Regions from separate parts of the Homo sapiens genome. Here region 1 is linked to region 2. The links are chromatin loops, found by intact Hi-C in ENCODE. Cell type or tissue: A673. All regions are shown on one strand. Each heading gives the region's core, and the rest is flanking DNA. Links, peaks and the distances in the headings are about the cores only. Region 1 overlaps IQCM (IQ motif containing M). Region 2 overlaps IQCM (IQ motif containing M).

The links. Peaks named below come from ENCODE experiments on the same cell type or tissue, not always from the same donor. Only the 100,000 strongest peaks of a DNase experiment are listed, where the experiment ranks them.
Region 1: it touches region 2 in a loop (2.2-fold over the local background); 2 of 110 quality-filtered maps call a loop at or near these places.

Annotation. Positions count from the first base shown.
Region 1 is chr4:149,366,569-149,376,216 of GRCh38, reverse strand. All of the region lies in intron 13 of IQCM (IQ motif containing M), which reads left to right. Among named protein-coding and RNA genes, the nearest start is that of LINC02355, 220 kb to the right of the region's middle. In A673, for the core only: a CTCF peak has its summit at 5,024 (motif pointing left); a DNase peak (open chromatin) is centred at 4,996.
Region 2 is chr4:149,740,680-149,750,327 of GRCh38, reverse strand. It overlaps IQCM (IQ motif containing M), which reads left to right. Exons shown (of 14, transcript NM_001363507.2): 3 at 7,589-7,673. The coding sequence starts at 7,637. Among named protein-coding and RNA genes, the nearest start is that of IQCM, 70 kb to the left of the region's middle. In A673, for the core only: no CTCF peak of the experiment used is centred there; a DNase peak (open chromatin) is centred at 3,847.

The DNA.
Region 1 (9,648 bases), core at 937-8,936, 370 kb after region 2:
GTCCCAGGGTTCACTTAAAACATTTTCCAAATTCTTATTGTAATTTGGATAGTAAAAAGCAAAATCAAAATGTATGAAAACATTATTAAGTGTGGGGTAGGAATATTTCTATAAAATCATGCCCTTTCTAATGTTTTTCACCTGATTCTTCTTTTGAGGTGGTTACAGAATTCCCAAACAGAGCAAATAGATGGAGAGATGCATGATAAAGAAAACACAGCAAAATATTAATTGTACAATTTAGGTGGTTTCTCTGTGTAATTCTTCCATGATTTTAATATGTTTGTAAAATTTTATAATAAATCATTGGAAACAAAATACCTAAATATTCCATTTCTGGCCTTATCAGTGAAAATTGAACAGACGTTTGTTCGTTTCATTAAATGATTATTTGTAAGTTTAAATCAAAATAACCTTGAAGCAGCCAATTCTGTTTTCTGAGAAAATTTCATACTTCCAATCTGAATTTGAAGAAACATAAACCGGGAGGAAGAATCAATGAATTAAATGGAAATATTTAGGAAAAACAGCAGCAAGAAAATAGCAATGATAATTGTAGTTCATATTTTTGTAAAAGACCTGGAAAGAGACCAATGACAAAAAGTGCTTATTCTTTCCACAGAAATGTATTAACCTGATTAATTTTTCAAACTAATGTTTAAAACACTTTGAAAGTAGAAATTGTTTACTATATATACACATATATTTTTACAAACCTCTTCCTGATTGCCATCCAGAAACAAAAAGTAGAAACTAACCCAGCTCCTGGTGATATGGACTTTCCTTTGTGTTAGACTTCTCTGATTTGATCATGGTGTCTGGGACTTAGACATAGTTCTTGATCTCTCTGCTTCCTCCCTTCCTTCTACAGGGAAAGACGACAAGAGCAGAAATATCAGATGGCCTGTAGGCGCCCATCTATGTAGTAGCACAAATAGCAGCTGAATGTAGTTTCGGTCAGGTACAAAGAAACAAATGCCTGTTGGTTTTCCCAAATGTTGTTTACCCTTCTGATATTCTTCCCAACAGCCATCACATATAAATATGTATGGTATTTATTTTAGTTTGCAGCTGAGTACAAATTAAGCAAGGTGCTTCAATACCAATATGTATTCTTTGATACGAAGTTACTGAGCTATTTAACTGAATGGATTTGAGACTACCTTAATGGCTACTTCTCTGTTAAATTTTGCTAATAAAGAACATCACACACACACAACACACACACACACACACACACACACACACAAAGAAAGTGTGGCAGAGGCAAGGAACTTGGCATAATCTTGTCCTCTAGTTTTTATACGCATGTCTTGAAGACAATTACATTTTATAGCAAAAGCCAAGTATCAGGTAAAAGCACCTAAACTCCTTTTTTGAAACATAACATCCAAGGCAAGATCAAGCAGCAACAGCAGCAAAGCAAGTAACCACAGTGGTAAAAGGTGAGTGGAAGGTCAAGGTTGGCAGGAGTTGGGAGCTAGGTCTCAGGACATGTTTCCCAGTATAAATACACCAGAAAACAGGAAAGCAAACAAACAAAACTTCCTTTCATTAATAGCATTATTATTTTAAGTGTCTTACAACAAATAAAAATTTGAACATTCTATTTCTAGAATTTCTTTTTCTATCAAAATAACATTCCTAAGCTGGAATGTTATCATTTTGGGTTTGTTAGGCTTGGCTGTCAAAATGGTTTTCAAAGATGTTTTTGGAGTAGTGAATGGGTGAAGTTACTGAGAAAGGGGGATGGGATGAAGAAGATTGACTGAAATTCATGGAGAGACAAAACTGTAAAATAAATCAGCAACACAGTGTCTGAAAAGCATTAGCTACAAGAACTTCTATCAGGCAGCACTAATGCAGTTTAAACAATGAATACTGTATCAGTCAAAACCCAGGGCAGGAAATAGACACTAGAAATGTGATAGATAGATAAATAAATAGATGGATACAATAATTAAGTACTTAAATTTGTTGGAGGGTTGAAGGGGTGATTTCTAGTTTGGGCCTCCAGAAATGACTCAGAACACTAAAGAGATGACCTGTCAAGGGTGCTACCACCTTGGTGTCTAACATTGGATTGGAGTTTTGAATTCAAGAACATACCCCAGGTGGGGATCCTCAAAATCAGGATGTGAAATCAAGAAGATGCCATTGCTGCTGCCGCTGCTGCTGCTACTGCAAATGCTTCTGTTCTAGATAACAGCCTTTCTAACACTAAAGCAGAAACAACTCACCTTTCCTTGACCTTGCCTGCAAGAAGAACTAAAAGAAAAGGTGAGGGCAGAGAAAAGGTTTCCACCTTATTTCTGTCTTCTGAATCTTAAGTGAGTGTAGCTAATTGGTGGAAAATAATTAACATCCAGAATTTGAGTTCCATGGGCCTCTGAGAAATATTTTTTAAAATTTCTCAGTGTTCTAGATCTAAAAGATGGCCAGAAGTGAGGAGTCAACCCACAATATCCATGACAGAATCAATATCCATGAATAGAAAATATTTATAAATGCTCGTATAACCATTTTATATTTTAATTCCTGGGCCTAAGATTATAATGTCAATAATGAAAAAAAATTTGTATAAAATACACACATATACCTGAATTAAATATTTATGCAGGTAATTTATATTCACTTAATAGACAAAATTATAGTCTGTTGACTAGCTAGATTCAAATCCTGAACAGCCATCCATTAAATATATTGTACACGTTATTTAACCTCTGTGAACCTTCGTTTTCTCATTCTTAAAATGAGAACTATGATAGTAACATCTCATAGGGTTAGTGTCAAGGTTAAATGAGAAAATACAGGCAAAGTGCTTATATGGTGTCTGATTCATTGCTGTTATTGTTGCTGTTGGATTCAGACACCCCACTTACACTACTTAGGTTTGAAGTCCAGTCATGGAGTTTACTAGCCATGTGACTGTGAGAAATTTACTTGTAATTTCTATGCCTCAGTTTCCTCATGTGTAAAATTTGAGGTTACAATTGTAGGTGTCATGTAAGGGTAGTGATTTAAAAAAATAAAATAACATATAAAGTGATTTCACTAGTGCCTGACACAAAATAAGATCCAGAGTATTTTTTAAAACTTTCTACATTTAGTTACTTCATTTGCTTTCACAATATCAGTCTAGTCAACATTTTCTTTCAGAAGATTTAACACAAGGTCTTTATTTTTGCAGTTTTTCTGAGAAGCATCACTTACCTATTCTGTTTATTCTGTCTTATAGACACAGATTTCGTGATAAACCATCTCAGGCATGAAACTGTCTGGATTGGTACACAATATTCATGTGCTATTCAGATATGGTATAGTGGATATTATATGTAAAATCTTTACTACCAGTATAGTAGATGCCAAGTGATAAAAATTCTAGGATGTAACACCACTAATTTTGTCCCTCAAAACCAAGGAACTATGACAATAGAATGAAGTAAGGAAAAGAGGTGCAATTGAGAGTATGATTACAAATTGATTTTCTTAAACTTAGTTTGTTAATAAGAAAAAAAAATAAAGCCATAACTGGAAAACTTAAGAAACAGTCCTCACTTTGAAGCATTGCTCAGTTTAATGAAAATTAAATAAATGTTATGGTCAGAAAACCCAATCTGCATGTACACCTTCATCCTGCCAATTACTGTCTATGTGACCTTAACTTGTTCTTAAACCTTCTGAAAGGCTATTGTGTAGCCCCATATTTGAATGAGGCTTTCTCCATTCAAATATGGGGCTACCCTACAGGTTTCTTAGGAAGGTTACATTTAAGTTTACACATATCTACATGCCCATGGGTTTAGCAGGCACATCCCCTAGAGTTTCTTTTATTCTAAAATTCATGGAACACCTTATATTAAACACTTATTTTTGTTCATAAAACTTATCAGTAATACAGTCTATGAGTTCATAAACAATAGTACAACTTTAGTTTACAAAACAAAATGTAAATTTAATGTAAAGATAACTTGAAGAAATACAACTAAGCTTACAAATAATTGAAATATATTTATCTGAAAATGTAGGTAACAGTCAAGCTTGGCTTGATTGTCAACTGCAGTTACTGTGGGTTAAAGCTCAAGCTTTGGCATTTAGTAGCTCCTTAATCTTGAGCAGGTTACTTAAATTGTTAGCTTTAGTTTCCTCGTTAGTTGTGAATAGGGATAATTAAAGTACTTATCAGAAAGTTGTTGGAAGAATCAAATATCAGATATTGTTTTTAACTATTGGTTCAGATTAATTACAATTTTTTTTAAAGCTTGAGAAATTCATGAGAAGTATCAAATGGAGAAAAAGGAATTGGTCATGGTTAGAACATGCCACTAGATCTTTAGGAATGGCCATCCTTAGAAGCAGAGAAATGCTACACGTGAATCCAGAAAAAGTTGGGGTTTTTCATGAATTAAGCAATGTTTTATCTCTTCAGTTCCAGTGCAGTTTTGAGAAGTAGAAAAATGCTGCATTTTCAGCCTCAAAATTAACTTTCATGATCTGTCAGCAGTGGTAGAATGAATCTTGGAGAATCAGGGACAGTTAGGTCATATTTCTGTGGAGCTTTATGTGATAAAGAGGTATTGACTAATCTTAGTTTTCATCGCAAAATCCGAGGTCCATATCAGTTCTTGCTAGTGATACCAACACAATCTAAGAGAACAGAAGAGGTAATTCCATCAGCCTTCTGGCATGATGGAGCTTGGAAAGATAGATACTCTTGGAGACAGAAACACGGCAGTTGTGCCTCAGTCCTTAGGAGGTGGATAGTTAATAAATGAAGTCCTTATTGGTGAAAATAAGTGGGTTCTCCTATCCTGATCAGAGGACACTCAGAGCCAGCCTCAGTACTACATTGGAGAGAAATCTTTATTATTTGTTTCCAGTGTGGCAGTGGGTCACAGGCAGAGTCGATGTTACTGCTAGGTGTTTCTCAGGCCTGGGGCAAGTGCCTTGGCTCCAGAGTACTTTGGTAGTAGAAAGTTGCCCCACGTTTGCTTACATGTTACAAAGGGTGACATCTAGTGGTAATTTACAACTTTGAGCATATTTACCCTATAAACACATCCTGCTCCCAGCCCTTCCATAGATGTAGACCCTGTTTGATAAGGGATTATATACTCATCTTAACAACTATGCTTACTCAGAAGTTGTCATTGCCTAACTTCTAAGTCTAAAAGAAGGAAATTCGAGAAATTCCCCTGACTGAGTCTTACAATATTTCCAGAGTCATGCGCATATAAGAAGGGAAGGGTAAGAAGGCAGGAAAATTGGGCTGTGTACTGGTTATATCTTAGATACACCAGGTAGATTTATCTATCTGATTTATCTATAAAGAATTAACAAAATAAAAATACACATTTGCTAGAATTTAATATAGTGTGTAGGTGGAGGAGTAGGGTTGTGTGTTGGAAACCTATCAGAGTGAAAGGAGAATTATATATTTCAGTGGTCTACACATCTGAATGTAGACACATAAGTGGTAGATACAGAAACTTATCTACAGGGAAAGGTTAGAAGAAACAACTTGGTGGTCAGTTCACTGGAAGAGAGGGTTGTTTGCTTGTCTGCAAGTGCATTCACAGAGCCAGCACACTCTTTTTACAAAACCCAGTAAACCCCATATAAGGGTGTGTGTGTGTGTGTATAGTGTGTGTATAGAGTGTGTATAGTGTGTGTATAGTGTGTATGTGTGTGTGTATATATATATATATGCAAATGATGATAAGCTATTATTGGTCCTCTGGGCGGAGGAGGACAAAAAAGAGGAAAAGGGGAATAATAACAGCTAAAGTTTATTGAGAAATTATTATACTTCAAATTAAGTGCTTTATGTATATTTTCTCTTTAAATTCCTATACTAATCCTTGAAGGTAGGTTCTGTTATTTTCATTTTACGGATGAAGAAATGCAAGTTCATCTTTCTTAAAATCACAGAGATGTTAAGTAGAAGTGCCAATATTTGGACTGTGGCCTTAACAAATTCCAAAGTTCATGCTCATAAACTCTATGCTAAAAATGTTACAACAGGTGGGATGTTGTGGCTCAAGCCTATGATCCCAACACTTCGGGAGGCTGACACAGGAGGATTGCCTCAGGGCAGGAGCTTGAGACCAGCCTGGGCAACATAGGGAAACCCCCTCTCTACAAAAATAAAAAAATTGCCAGACGTGGTGGCCCCAGCCTGTAGTCCCAGCTACCTGGGAGGCTAAAGTGGGAAGATCTTTCGAACCCAGGAGACTGAGGCTGCAGTGAGCCGTAATTGCACCACTGCACTCCAACCTGAGTGACTGAGTGAGACCTTGTCTCCTAAATTAATAAATTAAATAAGAATAAATAAATATTTTTAAAATTATTGCAAGATTTTTATCACTTTCTGGTGAGATATTGCTTTGCAAAGTTTGTCTATTAAATGTTGCTATCTAAATCCCATTAAGATAATTTGGATTTCAATTAGAACCCAAAAGATTATAAGCACAGATGGTTTGAACCTTCTTTGCTGTTTCTCATTGTGCACATATATCAGAACACTTGTTTAATTTTCTTATGATTATTTCTTCTTAGGCGATTTGGCAATTCAAATCTTCACTGCTGTTTTCCTAACATAGTTAAAATAAAGTGAATAATTAAGCACTTGCTTGTGAATTTTCTGGTAGATCATCATAGTAATGCTATACCACTTTTATGACAAGCTGTAAAACAAATGAAGGTTAAGGAATATACCAAGTTATGTAGAACATTTGGGGTAAAATGCATTTGTACACATTTTTTTTAGGTTTTAAAAATGTCTTTTTTAGATGGGCCTCTTCCTTATGTTAATCTCATATATTTGTTTGGAATATTAGGATCTAGGTCAGCTCAGAGAAATGTATTTGTGTCAGCCAGGTGTGGTGGCTCATGCCTATAATCCCAGCAATTTGGGAGGCCAAGACAGGAGGATCACCTGAAGTCAGGAGTTCAAGACTGGCCTGGTCAACATGGTGAAAGCCCATCTCTACAAAAATACAAAAATTAGACAGGCATGATGGCAGGTGCCTATAATCCCAGCTACTCGGGAGGCTGAAGCGGGAGAATCACTTGAACTCATGAGGTAGACGTCACAGTGAGCTGAGATCGTGCCATTGCACTCCAGCCTGGGTGACAGAGCGAGACTCCATCTCAAAAAAAAAATACATATATATATATACACATGTATATATATATATATACACGTGTATATATATATATATACACGTGTATATATATACACATATATATATACACGTGTATATATATACACATATATATACACGTGTATATATATACACATATATATACACGTGTATATATATACATATATATACACGTGTATATATGTATATATATACATGTATATATATGTATATATATACATGTATATATATGTATATATATACATGTATATATATGTATATATATACATGTATATATATGTATATATATATATACATGTATATATATAATTTGTGCCTTTCACATTGACTCTAATGTCTTTAACTTTTATTACCCTGTATTTTCCAATCATTCCCCTTAAAGCCTCAAAAAAAGAAATATGATGAGGAATTTCAAATTCAAAGCCCTAAAATTGATCTTGTATTTTCATCTCTCATGTCCTTGCTTAGAAACAGCCCCAGCTAATTTTTATATAAACCTGGATGCATAGCTATTAACTGAAAATGGATTTGTTATCATTGAACCTGAAGGATCCAAAGGTTTCTAACAAGGTGGAAATGGTTGAGTATTCTTTGCCTTAGCAGTCATGAGTACTGAGTATGTGGAGAAAAGTTAAGTTGTCCAGCCATCTATTGAAGGATATATTAAGGCCAAATACATTCTATTTCAGAATGATACCATATTAATAATTCTATTCTCATAGTTTATAACATCAATACTTCTAAGAAGGTTGATTATATAATATTACCTCTAAATACTAAAAGAAGTAATTGAAAAAATTCAACAAGTCCAAAACAATTAATTATTTAATTAATAAAAACTCTGGAAGCCAATCTAGAGAGCTGCATATTCAATTTAGGAACAGGAAAGGTATTCTTAATAAAGAATATAAAAGAGAAGACAAATGACTTTGTTTTTATATAAATTTCAAACTTTTATGTGAAAAATAATATAAACAAATCTATAAATATAATTTGAAGGGGAATTGCACTTTAGAAGGCAGAGGTTTGATACAATGAGCTACTTAAAATAGAGAACAAGGACACAATCTAATAGCAAAATAGGTAAAAGATATTGAGGAACCATTCGCAAAACAAAAATGCAGCAGCTATCAAATATATGCAAAGATGCTCAAAATCACTAATAGGTGAAAAAACACAGTGAGATTGACAGCTTTTAGACTGGCCAAAATTAAAACAAAGCAAAATAAAGCAATAACTTCTTTTGCTGGCTGAGACCTAAGCAAAGATGCACTGTTCCACATTGCTGGTAGAAATATGACTTTCATAGAGTTTTAGATAGCAACTTAGCAATATCTATTCAAATTAATATGATATATACTTTTGACTCTGCACTTCATGTTGGAAATCTTATTGCTGGAAATAAGAGCATACTGAATAAATAAGCATGCTTATTGTAGCATTATTTTTAGTTGGTAAAACTGGGCACCAAAGAAAATGTTAATCAGTAGAGGAATATTATGGCCCATTCATATAATAGAATACTATGTACTACTTAATGAATTAGAGATACACTAGTTGGCTTGGATAGATTTCAAGAGATTCCTCTTGAGTAAATAAGTCAAAATGTGAATAGTATGATATAATTTCTGTAAAACAAGAATAAGCATTATCAAATATTTACTAAACACTCATTTATCTATAGGACACTCTCCTAGAGTTTAGTGTAATGATATAGGGAAGTGAATTACCTCTGTTTTGAAGTGAATTACTGGTGTTTTGTTTGTATACAGGGCATACATATAATAAATCACACAACAATATAATGTAGCATGGAACTCCTTAAAAAATGAGTGCTATAAATAGTGCTATGGTTTCCAATGAGTTGCTGTAAACATTTCTGAAATCATATGTGGATCAAGACTTATCTATAGCTCAATGAAACATGTTACTAATAGGAGTCTTAGCTTCTCATAATAAAAATGATAGCATCAGGTATTGGTAAACAGAAAAATTGAGATAATATAAGTACATCACTCAGCACAGTGCCTTGCACAGAATTAAATACATTAAATGACAGTTATTATTCTCATTGTTAGTTTTATTAGTTTTCCTCATTGTTTGTCATTATTAGTTTTTCAAATCCGTTTTGCAATTGACAAAATATGCAATTATTTCAAATATTTTTGAACTTTCTGTATTTTTCCCCAGCATTTTATTGTGAAAATTTTTATACATACAGGAAATTTGAAAGAACTTATTGAGGAACACATCCATTCTGCCATTCACCCATCAAACCATATCTTTTTTTAATGCATTTTAGAGTAAGTTGTAGATATCAACACATCCCCTAAATCTTCTTGTAGCTTCTTCTGTTTGTTTATTTGGCTTGGTGTAGCTCTTCATGCTGTTATGTATTTTCTAAGCTAATCGACTTTCCACTCTCTTTTTGAGGACAATGAAAAATATAGTATTAAAAGTGGTAAACATTGACATAGAGTAA
Region 2 (9,648 bases), core at 504-8,503:
GGTTGTATTCAATGACTGAATGGGAATTTCAGGTGAGAAAAATGTGGAATAATGTGAACTTTTCTGAAACCAGTTTTTGGAGAGTGTGTGTGTGTTTCATTACCGTTCACTTTGTATCAAAGTACTTAGCTCCTCATTGGATAATTATGGTCTTCCTATCAAAATTTTATCAAGATAACAAGAGGGAAAAAATTAAATAAGCAAAGCCCATTAGTCACATTACAAAAATTCATGAGAGGTTATACATACATTTCAGTAGTAGCGGGATTTCCAAATAAATATTAGGAACTCTGAGAAAACAAAGAAGATTGTAATGCTAATGCTTTAGGACTTCTTTTCAGGAATTCAAATAAACAGTTTTTATAGAGTTTTATTACTTGGCTAGTCATGTGCTCAGGCTTATGGAAGACAAAGAAATTTAAACAGCTAGTTCCTGCACTGGTGGGGCTTACAATCCAGCACAGATCTTGGTGGCTTTTACCAAAGCTTGATGCTTCATATTTCTTTTGAGTGAGTGTAAGAAGAGAAATGGAACCACCTGTAATGACTAGGGTAGTATTTTCAGGGTTCTAATAGGTTATATTGAAACATTAATAAAGTATATATAATTACTGTTAAGTAAATTGTAACTGATTTATAACATATAATCAGAAAAGTGCACAATTCCTGTGTATAGCTCAATGAATATTGACGAAGTGTACACATCTCTATAATCACCCTCTGATAAAGAAATGCCTACCCCCTGGAAGGTATTCCAGAGGCCCTCCTTGTGCCCCCCACCTCAGACCCTGCACTCTTTCCTCACAGTTCTCTATTATCCTGTTTCCTATTGTCATTAGTAAGTTTGGCCTGTTTTTGAACTTTATATTATTAAAAACATAGACCGTGTCCTGATTATGCTGGCTTCTTTCAAAATAATATATGTGAGAATATACTATGTCTTTGAATATACCAGTTTATTTTCACTGATGTGAAATATTCCATTGTATAAATAAAATGCAAATTGTGTATTCTACTGTCAGTGGACATTTGGGTTGCTTCTAGTTTTTAGCTGTTACAAATAGCACTGCTATGATCATTCTTATATGTGCCTTTTGGTATACATTATAAGCCTTTCTGTTGGGAGTCTGAGGGATGGGTCATGGTTAGGTACGGATTCAATTTTTAAAGATAATACCAAATGGTTTCCTGAAGACTACCAACTAACACTGCAACAGGCAGTGTGTGAATATTTCAGTAGTTCTATATCTGTCTCAACATTTGGTATTTTTAAAGAAGCCATTCTTTTGGGAGTGTGATGGTCGTGGTTTTATTTGTGTTTCCTGGGTGATGAATGAGTTTTGAATGAATGTCTTTTCACATGCTTCTTTCCCATTTTGTTGCCTATTTTTATATTCAACTGCCTGTATTTTTCATTGATTTGTAAAAGTTCTTTATATTATAAGGTACATTTGTGCTTATAATTGTGGATGATACATGGACTAAAATTCAGTATTTCGATTTATTCTAGTAGTTGATCTCTACTCAAGTATGGGTCTATCTAACATTGATCATTTCCTTTTTACCCCCAAGTTACTCCACCTAACCACTATGAATGATAGTCTTGTCTCACCAACCCCAGCCCATCATCTGTTGGTAAGCTTTGATCTTCAGTGACCTTCAATGTACATGTCCATGTATTGCCAAATCATATTTTATACATAACAGTATCAAAATCCTAAAATAAGATCACAGAAAAACTCCATAGCTTGTTGAATATGGCTCAGAATAGTTGGTTTTACCCATTAAGAGAGTCAAAAGGTGAAAAAAAGAGTGTATTTTAGCCAAAAAAAGTAAGAATTTTAAAGTATAATGGGAGAGTGTTCTCAGTTTAACATCTCCTTTTTAATGAGTTGAGAACTGAAATGTATTAATAACTGCTTTTTTGTGATTTAAAGATTTAAATATTTCATGTAAGCTGGGAATATTTGAGATATCTTAATTAATGTAAGTGTCCATGCATGCCCATAAAAGAATAGAACATAATATCTATTTTATGAAATAGTGAAAACTTATATCCAGAAGGTACCTTTGAAGTCATTGATGGTGTGCCTCTGAACTTGGAGTGCTGGGGTTGAAGGTGGGTGGGAGGTAGTCGGGAGTGATGGGCAGTTCAGGGAAAGCCCATGAGATCCTCTTCAGTCAGAGCAGCCAGGCTTTCCACCTGTTATTCTCATTGACTTCTGAGACAGAGTTTCTTTAAACATAAGTTGAAGCTGCTATTTTTAATATTATGGGTCTATTTTAAATCTTTTGCTTCTAGACGAGGTAGGATTCAGAGAGGTTAATTGGTTTGCTTCAGATCACTTTGGCAATGGCAGAATCAGGATTGAAATCCAAGTTTGCTCTCATCACAGTGCTCCTAGACTCTGAGCTTTGTGTTAGCTAAAGTGATATCCTAATGATTCATTTATATTATTTCCTTCCCACTTCCTGGTTCTGGGTAATATATTAACCTGAATTAATTAGAAATTTAGAGGAAGGTTTCTGCATCAGGAAAGGAGTATGATTTCATGGGCTTGCCACTGTTCCATGTGGTCCCTGCGTTCCTAGCTAGCCTGATATTAATCATAAATTCATAGAGTATCTTCTTTCCAACTCATTTTATGGCCCTCTCACAAGTTTGGATTATAGTTTAATTATGTAATTATAAATTTCTTGTTCTCCTATCATCTACTGTAGTTGGACCTCTGTATCCGTGGATTCCACATATGTAGATTCAACTAAACATGGATTGAAAATATTTTTTAAAAATGGACAATTGTGTCTGTACTGAATGTGCAGACTTTTTTCTTGTCATTATTTCCTAAACAATATGGTGTTAGAACTACTTGCATAGCATTTACATTGCATTAGGCATTATAAATAATCTAGAGATGATTTAAACTATATGGGAGGGTGTGCATAGGTTATATGCAAATACTATGGCATTTTACATAAGGGACTTGAGCATCTGCAGATTTTGACATCTACAGGGGTCTTGGAATCGATCCTTCATATACAGAGCAATGACTGTATACCTTTGCACATTTTAGATGCCTAATATTTGTCCTGTTATATTGGCCCTCATTGGAACTTGTTCTGTTTGGTTTTCTTTACCTGCTCTCCTTTCTCTTTTCTTATTCCTATTGTTTGGTGCTAGCAGATCTGATGATTTGGTCAGAGACACCAGGAGACTTGACAGAAGTCAGTTAGAAAGAAAATCCAGAAAATAACCTAAAGGTCCTTGTTGACTTAGTAGAGGAAAAGTGGAAGGGGGCTTATACTTATCAGAGAAGGGTGACTAGGACAAAAGCTGGGAGGGAGGTCCTAGTGGCCTAGGCTTGAGAGACACCTGATGAGGCCTGCAACTAGGGACATGACCAGAAGTGGCCTGGTCTAGACTCCTTTTTTTTGGTTTTCTTCTCCAGAGTTACAGAGCGCAGAGTGAAGTAGAGAAGGTCAGGAGGGAGGCACGAACTCTTGCCCATGCAGTTGATTTCTTGGATTTGGAGCCAACTATTTTTTAGCATAGTACACAAAAGCAATGGAATAATAGTGTTTTAGAAACTGATGGGGTCTTAGAGATCTTCTTGCCCAAAAATTTTACCTTGTAAATGAGAAAACTAAGTCCAAGAGAAGTCAAACCAAGCCTTCTGGCTCAGTTCTGTGTGGAGTTGTGGAATGGCAGTACTATGCTTATCACCCATATATACTCAGTTGCATAAGAGAGAAGAGCTCAGGGCAAGAGATTACGTTTTATTTTAAATGAAGTTCAGAAACCATGGAAGGGAAATAATATGATCTGATACACAATTAAGATCACTCCTGCTGTGTGGAGAATGAATTGGCAGAGAAAGAGAGGAAATTGGGAGAGCAGTTAAGAAGCTATTTCAGCAGTCCCAGAATGAAATGATTGTGGCTGGGAGATTAAGATGGGGAGAAGCAGATGTATTTTTAAGTTAAAAACCTAGAAGACTTGATGAATTGGATGTGGTAGACAAAAATATAGGAGAAATAAAAGATTTATGGCTTGAGCAACTAGGTAGATATAGGTACAATTTCTAAGACAGAGAAATGGGGAAGGGTGAAAGTATGATTCAGGGTTAGGAGGATTGAGGTGGAGGGACAGTGGGGAGAAAGTTTGGGGTAGTAAATGAGGACTTCCATTTGCCATAATATCAACTGCTGAAACTACCTTTCCAGATCCCTGGAGCATGGCTTGTTTCCCTGCATCCTGCTAATTACGATAAGGCTTTTTTTTTTTTTTGCCAAAAGAATACTGAATTATAAGAGCCATGATAAAGCCTTGGCTTGTCTTGTCTTTTTCTTTTCTTTGAGACAGGGTCTCACTCTGTTGCCCAGGCTGGAATGCAGTGGCACGATCACGGCTCACTGCAGCCTTGACCTCCCAGGCTCAACTGATCCTCCCACCTCAGCCTCCAGTAGAGTAGCTGGGACTATATGAATGCACCCCACCCAGCTAATTTTTGTATTCTTTGTTGAGAAGGGGTTTGACCATGTTGCCCAGACTTGTGTTGAACACCTGGGCTCAAGCAATTGTTCTGCCTCAGCTTCCCAAAGTTCTGGGATTTTAGTAATGAGCCACTGCACCCAGCCTTAAAGTCTTATCAGTCATCTACTTTAGGAATGTCAAGCTAAGAAGATAAGGTAGGGAAATAGTTTCTACTTCTGTTTGTCTTTCATCCATGTAGAAATGGAATTAGAAATCCTTAGCATTCCTGTAACCGTTTCAGAGAGCCTTAAGTTGCATCTACTGTAAAAGAAAGGGTGAGAGGACTTTTTCACAAATGTGCTGAAGGAAATGTGAGAAGGTAGGTCATCCTTGTCCAGTATGCTGTTGCCATAATTACTGATTATACAAATAGCAAATGCTTTTTGAGATCCTTCCAAATACCAAGCCTTGTTCAAGGCTTGTTGCAGAGAGGAAAACAGAATCTTTGCCTTTATGGAAGTTACATTCTAGAACGTTGGTTATGTCAATGCCCTGTTCAAAAACTTTCAATAGTTCTTTGACCATTTCAGCAGCATAAAATGTAGCCCTCTGCTAAAATCAAACAGACACACAACTTGATGTCCCCCAGACTACGAGTATTCTCACCTCCATGCCTTTGCTTGTACTATTTCTCTCACCTCTCTGTCTTCTCTGCTCTTAAGTTAGGCATTCTGATCCACTCAGGACTGGTATTCAGTACCACAGGGGTGTACTGGCCAGCATTTGGTTCTGATTAACCCTGTGCTCACCCTTCCAGGTGTAAGTAGCTCAGTTCTTCTTGAACTCTCTTTTATGTCACCTTCTCAGGCCTCGGTGATGTTGTCTTCATTTGAACTCATAGTACTCACGGATTTATATCACTTATTTCACAAAGCTCACAGATTTCCTTATGACATCTGGCATACTTTTTGCATGTTGTTTGCATCTTTATTTAAAATTTGATTTATGTTTTTGGCTTTTTTTTCTGAAATAAATGGCAAGTCCTTTGCACAGCTCAGGCACTAAATATGCTTTTATTAATTGATGGATGCATTAGGAAGGACTCAGCATCTCGTAACTGTCTGCTGGAGACTTAAAGTGGAGAGGGGCCCCATTTGCTGATATTTTGTGTCATTGTGCCCATCTCTAAGCAATTCCATCCTTCCTGGCCGTTCTACACCCCCAGCTCCTGTCTCAGAGTCCTCCCTCATCACCTCAAGTTTGCAGGGACATTACCATGCCAGCACCCCTTAGGATGCTTGGCTAGTTTTTTGCATTAAAAGGACAGTGGGATGTCTTGCTTTCCAGCCAATTTAATGCAGGCTGACACTCCTGGCACACTGAATTAAGGTGGAGGAGCCAACAGACCCAGAGAAGAGTCCATTTCTGTGGAAATTAAAACAAGAAAATGATGGAGCACAAAACATTTTTATTTCCTTCTTATACTTAAAGAAGACAGTGTAGTTAAACCAGGCCAGAAGATGAGTTCTGATTGTTAATTGCTGAGGGAGATGCAGTATTTTAATTTATCCCAGTTCATTTGCAGAACTAGGCAGACAAGGTACATGTTCTGTGCTCTAGCCCATGAGATGATGCTGACAATTTGAGAATTAATCATTTTTGGATGTTCCAGATTTGCTATTTTAAAACTGTACCTGCAATGGTATTTTCCCCGCTCTGGGTAGAAGCTGAGGAAAAGTGTTGTAGCCTTTTATCTAAGAGCATGAGGCTACAGGGTCCTGACTTTCATAGGGCAAAGCTGGCTTACAGATTTACTGAAATAATTACCAAATTATTTAATAGGTTTTGAATTCTGAACTCATAGTTTGTTAGTCGAGTCTGCCAACTGAACAATTATACATAGAATCTTAGAACAAGGGTCTCCATGGAACTCTGCTAAAGCATTTAATATTCCCATTTCTAATTGTAAAGCCATTTGAGCATGTAGTAGTATGCACTGGTGTAACTGACTCCTTGGATATAGAGGTAACATTTGATGCATTTTGGATAATGCTTTTGAAGTAATGATAATGTCAAATGTAGAAGGGCTCAGCTAATGAACCCATTAATCAGCCCTTTGTTGAGCACCTCTAGAATGCAATGCACTGAGCTGGGAACCATGAAGGATGAGGCACAAGGCAGACTTCATTCCTCTAACTGAACATTTAAATATTCTGGGAAACTTTCAAAAATGCCAGATGCCTAGGTCCCACTCTAGACATATATTTAAAAACTCCTTAGGTGATTCTGATATTCATCCAGCATTGAGAACTACTGGTATAAAGTATAGTTTTGTTTTCAAGGCATTTGGAGTCTAACTGGGAATGTATAGGACTAAAATTGGGAATATAGATATATAGTATATATCGATCACTCTGTGTTTTTAGCCCCTTACACAGACAGCTTATGTTAAGTTTCTAGGGAGAGGCATGGACAACATAACTACTGTATTTAAGAGAGGAACAGATCACAGGAAAAGAGGCTGGGTGGTCATGGAAGAGGTAGGATTTGAACCTAGGCTTTGAGGGCAGGTAGGATATAAATAAATATAGATGAGAGGTCAAGGCATTCTGAGTGGAAGGCTGGCATAAACCTAAGCTGAAGGCAGGAGTGTATAAGGTATGTGCCAGGTATTAACTGGATATTAGTTGAAAGTAGTAAGAAAGCAAGTAGTAGAAAGTAGTAGGAAATCGGAGAGACCTGCATAGGGTCTTGAGCCCAAACATCTTTTGAGTTTTGCACATGCCACTACATAGCTTCTTACCTTGACAAGCTATTTTACTTCTCTAAGCTCCAATTTCCACATCTGCCAAATATTCATAATAATAGTTCTTATCAGGTTGCCTAGACCCAGTAAGGCAATGTGTATATGAGTACTCGATAAACTGCAGAGCCCTACCCAATGCTAGCTATTGTTACTGTGTTTTGGAGGGGAAGGCATTGAAGGTTATAGAGCACAGAAATGACATATAAAAAGTTTTAATCATTCACCCTATTTACCTATGAGTGAGCAAAAGAAATAGCTAAAAATAAATATTTATCATCACTGAATTACTTAATGTAACTGTGTTTAAGGACTTGGAGCTCACACTTTAAAAAAGAAGATCATTCTAACTGCCCCTCATGACTACTGAAGAGGCTATGCCTGAAAAAGCAAAATGTGAGTATCTGTGCTTACCTAACATAGTACAAGTCATAACACTCCAACTGTTTTAACCACTCTTTTCTATTAATTAGTGACCCTCAGAGCACTACACTTATTGGCACATCTTGAAAGGATTTATTCCATTCCCTTTATTTAAAAATAACCAACTTTTGAGAGATCTTTTTAACTTATTGTGCTGTCCCATATGGTATCCACTTGTCACATGTGGGCTATTCAGTCCTTGAAATGTGGCTGGTGAAACTAAGGAACTGAATATTTAATTTAAATTTAATGAATTTTAATTTAAACTTAAAAACTGATAATTCAGTTATTGGAAAACCTTTAAGCATGTTTGGAACAAATTTGGGCATATAAATCTATTTTTTCAAGTGATGATTTTATAAAATGTAAATACAGATTAAGTAGTTCTGATAAAAATTTAGCATGTGAGTTGTGATGTATGTAAGTACAAACAAAATACATATAGAGTTTCGAAGATAGAACAAAAAAGAATGTAAAATATCTAATTCATTTTAAATATTGATTAATGTTGAAGTGGTAATATTTAGATGTATTTTATTTAAATAAAATATTCTATAAAAATTATGTTACACAAATTAATTTCACCTTTTTTAGTATGTCTACCAGAAAAATTTAAATTACATGTAAATTACATATTCAGTTCACACTGTATAATCTTCTAGCTTTATTGAGGTACAATTCACAAATAAAAATTAAATATAAAGGTGTGCAATGTGCGTGTTAACATGTATACACATTGTAAAATTATTACCTCTATCGAGCTAATTATAATATCCATTACTTCACATAGTTAGCTTTTTTTCTGGTGTGATGAGACTACTTAAGATTTCTCTCAGCAACTTTCAGGTATACCATACATTATTATTAATTACACATTATATTTCTTTTAGAGTTAATCTAGACTTGGCAGCAAATACAAGCAATCCTAACATATAGTGCCGCACATAGAGCTGAGGTTATTACTGTTCTGCTACTTCCTCTTGGCTCCTGTTACCCCTGACAGTGTATGATACAGGCCAGCAAGCATCTGCCCAGGGCTGCCAATAGAGCTCTGTGATGATCACTTTAACTCTCTTTTTATGTGGATAACACAGAACACTTTTAAAGATGGGAAGGTCAGAAAGGGTGGAAGATCCAGGAAGTGGAGGAGGAATATTCTCTAGTTCCATTTTGCTTTAGGTCATGCCCACATGACCTTGATGCTATGAGCCTGGCATTTCCCTACATCTCCTTAGTAACCTGACCACTGTCTGAGAAATATTAACATAGAAAGATTTTTGGGCAGTACCCTGTAAGATATGTCTGAGGTATATATGAAACTTATTAGCATTTCTTGGTGCAAATAAGGCAGGATACTTTGTTAAAGAAGACCAGAGAATAAGGGAGGGGGAAAGTAAGTCAGTAAGAGACAACTCAACAGAGTGCCTTTAATTTAGAACTGAAGAGTTGAGTCTTAATGCAGAATGTATTACGGAAAAAAATGTTGAATATGTGTTTTAGGAGATGATAACCAGATGCCACTTGAAATTTGGGTTTCATTTGGTTCTTTAACTCTTTTTAGGAATAAATTAGAAATAATTTATGTTTTCTTCACTTACATGTAATGAAATTAATATAAATTATTGTATTTGAAGTTTTTGTCCAAAGAGCTTCTATTTACTTTCCAGCTCCATAACTCTTTACCCTAGAACTGATGGCCTTAATTCCAGCTTCTCTCCTCTTCAGCTTCTCCCCTCTACAGCTTCTCTCCACTTCTTGGCACTCTAATCCTTCTCTCCATCTGAACCTGTTTACAAGCAGGTTCTTTCCACAGAGGCACTGTTATTCAGACCTTTATTTGTTTTTTGCTTAGCTGTTGTATGTTTACTTTTCAGCAAAGAAATTCTGCAAAATAAAACTTAGGAAGAGCTCAAATATGTAAAACAGATAAGATCTGAGCCTCTGATTG